2 separate regions of the Homo sapiens genome follow, and region 2 is linked to region 1. The links are chromatin contacts, found by Hi-C or POLR2A ChIA-PET in ENCODE. All regions are on one chromosome and are shown on one strand. Each heading gives the region's core, a stretch centred on a gene start or an enhancer-like site at or near the end of the contact. The rest is flanking DNA. Distances are from core to core; before and after follow the strand shown. Region 1 holds the start of NT5M (5',3'-nucleotidase, mitochondrial). Region 2 overlaps RAI1 (retinoic acid induced 1).

What was found. A loop is a pair of places that touch in the nucleus more often than their neighbours do. ChIA-PET counts read pairs that join two places held with the same protein, here RNA polymerase II (POLR2A). Pooled maps may share reads with other maps.
Region 2: a pooled map shows a loop between it and region 1 (4-fold over the local background). The contact joins the enhancer-like site here to the promoter of NT5M in region 1. A Hi-C loop is called at or near these places in 2 of 37 single-sample maps with no recorded cell type and 6 of 50 pooled maps. POLR2A ChIA-PET finds 5 or more read pairs at or near these places in 2 of 52 experiments (OCI-LY7 and Panc1).

What each region holds. Positions count from the first base shown.
Region 1 is chr17:17,302,077-17,304,776 of GRCh38, reverse strand. It overlaps NT5M (5',3'-nucleotidase, mitochondrial), which reads right to left and starts at 1,404. Exons shown (of 5, transcript NM_020201.4): 1 at 960-1,404. The coding sequence starts at 1,226. RefSeq lists silencers at 835-1,024, 1,155-1,254, 1,305-1,474.
Region 2 is chr17:17,753,780-17,756,479 of GRCh38, reverse strand. The region is part of intron 2 of RAI1 (retinoic acid induced 1); the gene reads right to left. Among named protein-coding and RNA genes, the nearest start is that of RAI1-AS1, 11 kb to the left of the region's middle. Within about 2 kb of position 1,264, at least 6 of the 41 ENCODE cell types and tissues checked have a DNase peak (open chromatin) inside an H3K27ac peak, as active enhancers do.

The DNA.
Region 1 (2,700 bases), core at 155-2,654:
GCTTGGGAGGCAGACAGACTTGGGTTTGAGTCCTGACTGAGCCCCTGAGCAGCATGTGACTTGGGGCAAGTTTCCTCATCTGGAAAACAGAGATAATAATATCTACCCAACAAAAGAGAGGATGCAGTGAACTTGTGGCTAAAAAACGGGCTCTTGTAACTTCCTTCTCCTCTTTATCAAACCCTCCAGCAGCAACCCTAGGTGGCCAATCAAGGGATGCCAAAAAACACTCAGCCTCTTTAATTTTGTGCATACCAAAATCCCCTGTTCCTTTTGCAAAATACTTCAAATTTACCAACCAAGATCTGTGTGTAAACGTCCCTCCTTGGATCTTTCCCCTCTATCCATCCTGGACAGAACACCTCGGGAGTCGGATGGTAGGGGTTGAGCTCAGGTGTTCAGCAAGGCCAGCTCTGCAAGGGGATAAGACATGAGGTGGATCCCACCTCACCTGGACCACTGACTCACTGTGTGACCCCCAGAAAGTCACACAACCTCTCTGGGCCTCAAATACCCCTGGAAGCTATGCTTTCATGGACAACAGTAAAAAAGATGGGTAAAGACACCCATCAAAGTCCTGGGGACAAAGAAGTGGGAATGTGACTGCGGTCGGGGTGAAAGAGGACAACTTATAACGTTTATTTTTCTAAAAATTTAACAAACGACTTGAGGCCAAATATGCCACAAATTTTGAAGTCAGCTTTAAATGCAGAGTTAGGTATATTAACACTTTGTACTCTCCCGCATTTTCAGAAACCTTGGATGGCAGCCAACAGATCCTGAGCGCGGGGCCGCATCTTCCCGGTGCGCTGTGGCCCCTAGTCCCCCCCAGACCCTATTCTATCAGAGGGCCACCCCGAGGCTGGGGCGCTGACCGTCCAAGGTCACCGGCGCAGGGGCGGTGTCTGGGGCTCGGGGCGAGAAGGAGGCCCGGCGCGGGGCGGGGCGGGGACGCTCACGCTCAGCCCTGGCCGCAGGCGGCCGTACTGCTCCGACACCCAGAAGCCGCGCCGGTCCTCCAGCGCGATGAAGGGCTGGTCGGGAAAGCGCGCGCGGAACTTCCTGAGGAATCCGCCCTCGAAGTCAGCCAGCACGCCGTCCATGTCCACCAGCACCCGTAGGGCGCGGCCTCCCGCCAGGCCCAGCCCGCCCGCCGCCCCGCGCCGCCCCGCGGGAACCGCCGCGCTGCAGAGCCGCCGCGCACACCAGCCGCCCAGCCGGATCATGGCCCAGCGCGCTGGCCCGTCGTGGGCGCGGGGACCTGGGCCGCGCCGTGCTGCCGGAGCCGGCCAGACATTCCCGCCGCGGAGGAGAAGCCCCCAACGCTGGGGCGCGCGTGGAGCGCGGGACGGGGAGCGGGGCGGGGAGCGCGGGGTGCGGGCGCGCAAGTACCGGCCCCAGAGCGAGGCCGCGGCGCGCGCGGTCCCTAAAGGAACACGCGCCGGCGGAGGCGGAGCCCCGGGGCGGGGCTTCGAGGACGGACAGCGGTAAGCGCCGCGCGCCTCCAGAAGGTCCGCGCTCCCGCGCTGTCGATTTGCGTCTTCTCCGTGGACCCTGGGCCCGGGCTGCCTTCTCCCACTGCACAGACTACCATGGAGGAGCAGTGCAAACCGAGAAGCAGGCCTGTGTCGTTAGACATTTTTGAGCACTAACTGTGTCGAGTGTGAACCAAATAGACAAAGTTCCTGCCATCCTGGAACTTACGTTTTAGAAGGGGATCCAGACAACAGGATGGAGGAACAAAAACAGGGTGCACTCTGAAAGCCTCTCTGCTTTATTTACAGCAAATGTCTGCGGAGAGACTGATAGAACCAATATCTGCTAACATCATACAGCCTTAGTAAAACTGATGATTCTCAGGTAAATATATGAATAAATATTAAGTACCCCTGTATTGCTTTTTTTTTTTTTTTTTTTTGGAGACGGGGTCTTGCTCTGTTACCCAGGGTGGAAGCAGTGGCATGATCTCGGTTCCCTGCAGCCTTGAGTTTCTGGGCCCAAGGGATCGTCCTGCTTCTGCCTCCTGAGTAGCTGGGACCACAGGGGCCTGCCACCACACCCTGGTAATTTTTTTTTTTTTTTTTTTTTTTTTGAGACAGGAGTCTTCCTATGTTGGGCTCAAACGATCCTCCCACCTCAGCCTCCCAAAGTGCTGGGATTACAGGCGTGAGCCACCGCGCCCGGCCTCTTTTCAACTTTTAAGTACAGGGATACATGTGCAGATTTGTTATATAAATTGACTGTCTTGGGGGTTTAGTGTACAGATTATTATTACCCAGGTAATAAGCGTAGTTCCTGATAGGTAGTTTTTCCATCCTCACCCTCCTCCCACTCTCCACCCTCAAGTAGGTCACCGTGTCTGTTGTCCCCATCATTACGTCCATGTTTACTTAATGTTTAGTTCCCGCTTTTAAGTGAGAGCATGAGGTATTTAATTTTCTGTTCCTGTGTTTGCTTAGGATAATTGTCTCCAGCTCCATCCATATGGCTGCAAAAGACATGATCTTATTCTTTTTTTATGACTGTGAAGTATTCTATGGTATATATGTACCACATTCTCTCCCTTTTTTTTTTTTTTTTCTTGATAGGGAGTCTTGCTCTTGTTGCCCAGGCTGGAGTGCAGTGGCAGGATCTCGGCTCACTGCAACCTCCACCTCCCAGGTTCAAGCGATTCCCCTGCCTCAGCCTCCCAAGTGGCTG
Region 2 (2,700 bases), core at 15-2,514, 450 kb before region 1:
CACACCTGTAATCCCAGCACTTTGGGAGGCAGAGGCAGGTGGATCACCTGAGGTCAGGAGGTCCAGACCAGCCTGACCAACATGGAGAAACCCTGTCTCTAATAAAAATACAAAATTAGCCAGGCATGGTGGCAGGCACCTGTAATCCCAGCAACCTGGGAGGCTGAGGCAGGAGAATCACTTGAACCTGGGAGGCAGAGGTTGCGGTGAGCCGAGATCACACCATTGCACTCCAGCCTGGGCAACAAGAGCAAAACTCTGTCTCCAAAAAAAAAAAAAAAATTCATTCACTCCTGCTGTGGCCAGGCACCCCCGTGCCAGGTCCCATGATGGATGCTTAAGTTTCGCAGGCTCCAGAACTCCTGTCCCAGGGGAACAGGGACACAGGCAGTCCCAACAGGCCCTGCAATAACCAACCAGACCCCACATGGAGGCTGGCCAGGCCCTCCTGGCTTTCCATGGTGGCTAGGGCTCACGTAAGGACTGGGTGCACCGAGGGCCGCACTGGGGACACTGGTCCCTGGTGAGCTGCAAAGAGCGGCCAGCTGGATTTATCACTAAAGGGAGAGGGTTGGGGATAGGGAAGGGTGATGTGTGCAGAGGGTACAGCCCTGCCCAAGCTGTGAGGCACGGCAGGCCTTGGGGTGAAGAGAAGGCGGGCTTGACAGGGTGTAGGCCGGGTCTGAGGGATGCTGGGTGCCAGGGGAGGAGCTGGGCTTTGTCAGAGAGCCCTGGGGCGACCCAGCCAAATCTGAGGGTCAGGATGACATGACCCCATGGGAGAAAGCATGGCTGGGCCCAGGATAGGATAAGCAGGGAAGGATCTGGGGGGACGCACCCCTGCTGGCTAGGACACTGACTGATGGAGGAGGACATGCTCCTTGGAGGGACTAAGGGTCTCTGCTGGAGAAATGCCCCCAAACAAAGAGCTCTCTCCTGAGTCTACCACCCTCTGCCCTCCCTGGGCTCCAATGTCCAGGCCCCCTGCCCTTCAGTCAGGCCCAGCTGGGGCAAGTTGGTGAGGGTGACCCCAAGGTCGTGGCAAACAGGGAATGCCAACTCACCCTGCCAAGTGGTTCCAGTGCCCAGTGCTCTCCCTGCCCTCCTAACTCTAGGCCTACACCTCTCCTTTCTGCATCACTCCCGCCCCATCCACCCAGGGAGCAAAGCTGCCAGAAGCTAGAGCCCACTTAATCAGCCACTCAGCATTCCATAGAGCTGTATTACACACCATGCGCTGGGCCCTGTGTGGAGGGCTCACAGTCCAGCACTGGGGTGCTGCCAGGCTCTTGGGGTGACAGTGTGTAAACAGGCCTGCTAAACCAGGGTGGCAGCACCGTGACAGGAAGGCTCAGGCTGTGGGAGCTCAGAGGAGCCCTCTAAACAGTCCAAACGTCAGGCAAAGCCTTCAGGGGGAGGCATGGTGTGAATGTTGTGGGGGTACAGCTATGGCTATTTCCTCTCCTCTCCTGACCTCCCCGCTGTCGCACTCCAAAGCCTGTGTTCATAAAGCCGCTCCAGACAGGTGGGCCTTCTCTAATCCAAATTACCAGCCCTCTCAGAGCCTCAGTTTTCCTGATCTATAAAATGGACCCAATGAATGTAGACTGGGAAAGTGCTTACCAAGCACCTACTATGTAGTTACTCCTCTCTCCCACCCTCTGTGCAGAGACGGGCCTTGCACCCTTGCCCTATCTTCCTAACCCAAGTTGAGGCCTGGTGGCAGCCCCCCAACCACTGCCCAAAAACGCTTAGGGCTCTGGAGTACCAGGAACTGAACACTAGTAGGTACAGGCTGTCGGATATTATTTGTTATGGCTTTAATAACAGTTTACAGAGGGCCGGTTTCCCATGGCTAAGGCACATAATTTCTGTAACTTTACTAGTGCCACTAACTTGAGTTGTCATGGGAGGCAGGAGGGGAATTAAAGATCAGGTTAGGGAGGCTGGGCGCAGTGGCTCATGCCTATAATCCCAGCACTTTGGGAGGCCGAGGCAGGCGGATCACCCGAAGTCGGGAGATAGAGACCAGCCTGACCAACATGGAGAAACCCCGTCTCTACTAAAAATACAAAATTAGCCAGGTGTGGTGGCGCATGCCTGTAATCCCAGCTACTCGGGAGGCTGAGGCAGGAGAGTTGCTTGAACCCGGGGGGCTGAGGCAGGAGAACTGCTTGAACCCAGGAGGCGGAGGTTGCGGTGAGCCGAGATCGCGCCATTGCACTCTAGCCTGGGCAGCAAGAGCGAAACTCTGTCTCAAAAAAAAAAAAAAAAAAAAAAAAAAAAAAGATTGGGTTAGGCGAATGGCATAAAATGCCTTTGTACAAAACAGGAAGACACCCCAGGTGCCAGGCTGCACAGCTGGCCAGTGGCTCGATTTCTTCCAGGGATCCTTGTACAATGTACAACTTGTACAACCATACACTTTGGCCCTAGGTTCAGGTGAGTGTCAGCATGGAGGCCTTTCCCCAAATAGGTCTCCCCTGCTTTACAGACCACCCAGCCCAGGTATGAGACCTTGAGATCCAATGCAAAGTTGAAGTGTGTGTGGACAAGCACATTTTTCTGAAGAGGGTCTAGAACTTTTTTCCAAATCCCAAAGGATCCACAGTTCCTCCAGTCTAGACTTGAATCTGGAGCCAGGGTCTGGGGCAGAGAACGGTAGACTTTCTAGAGCCTGGAGAGGAGTTCAAATGTGTT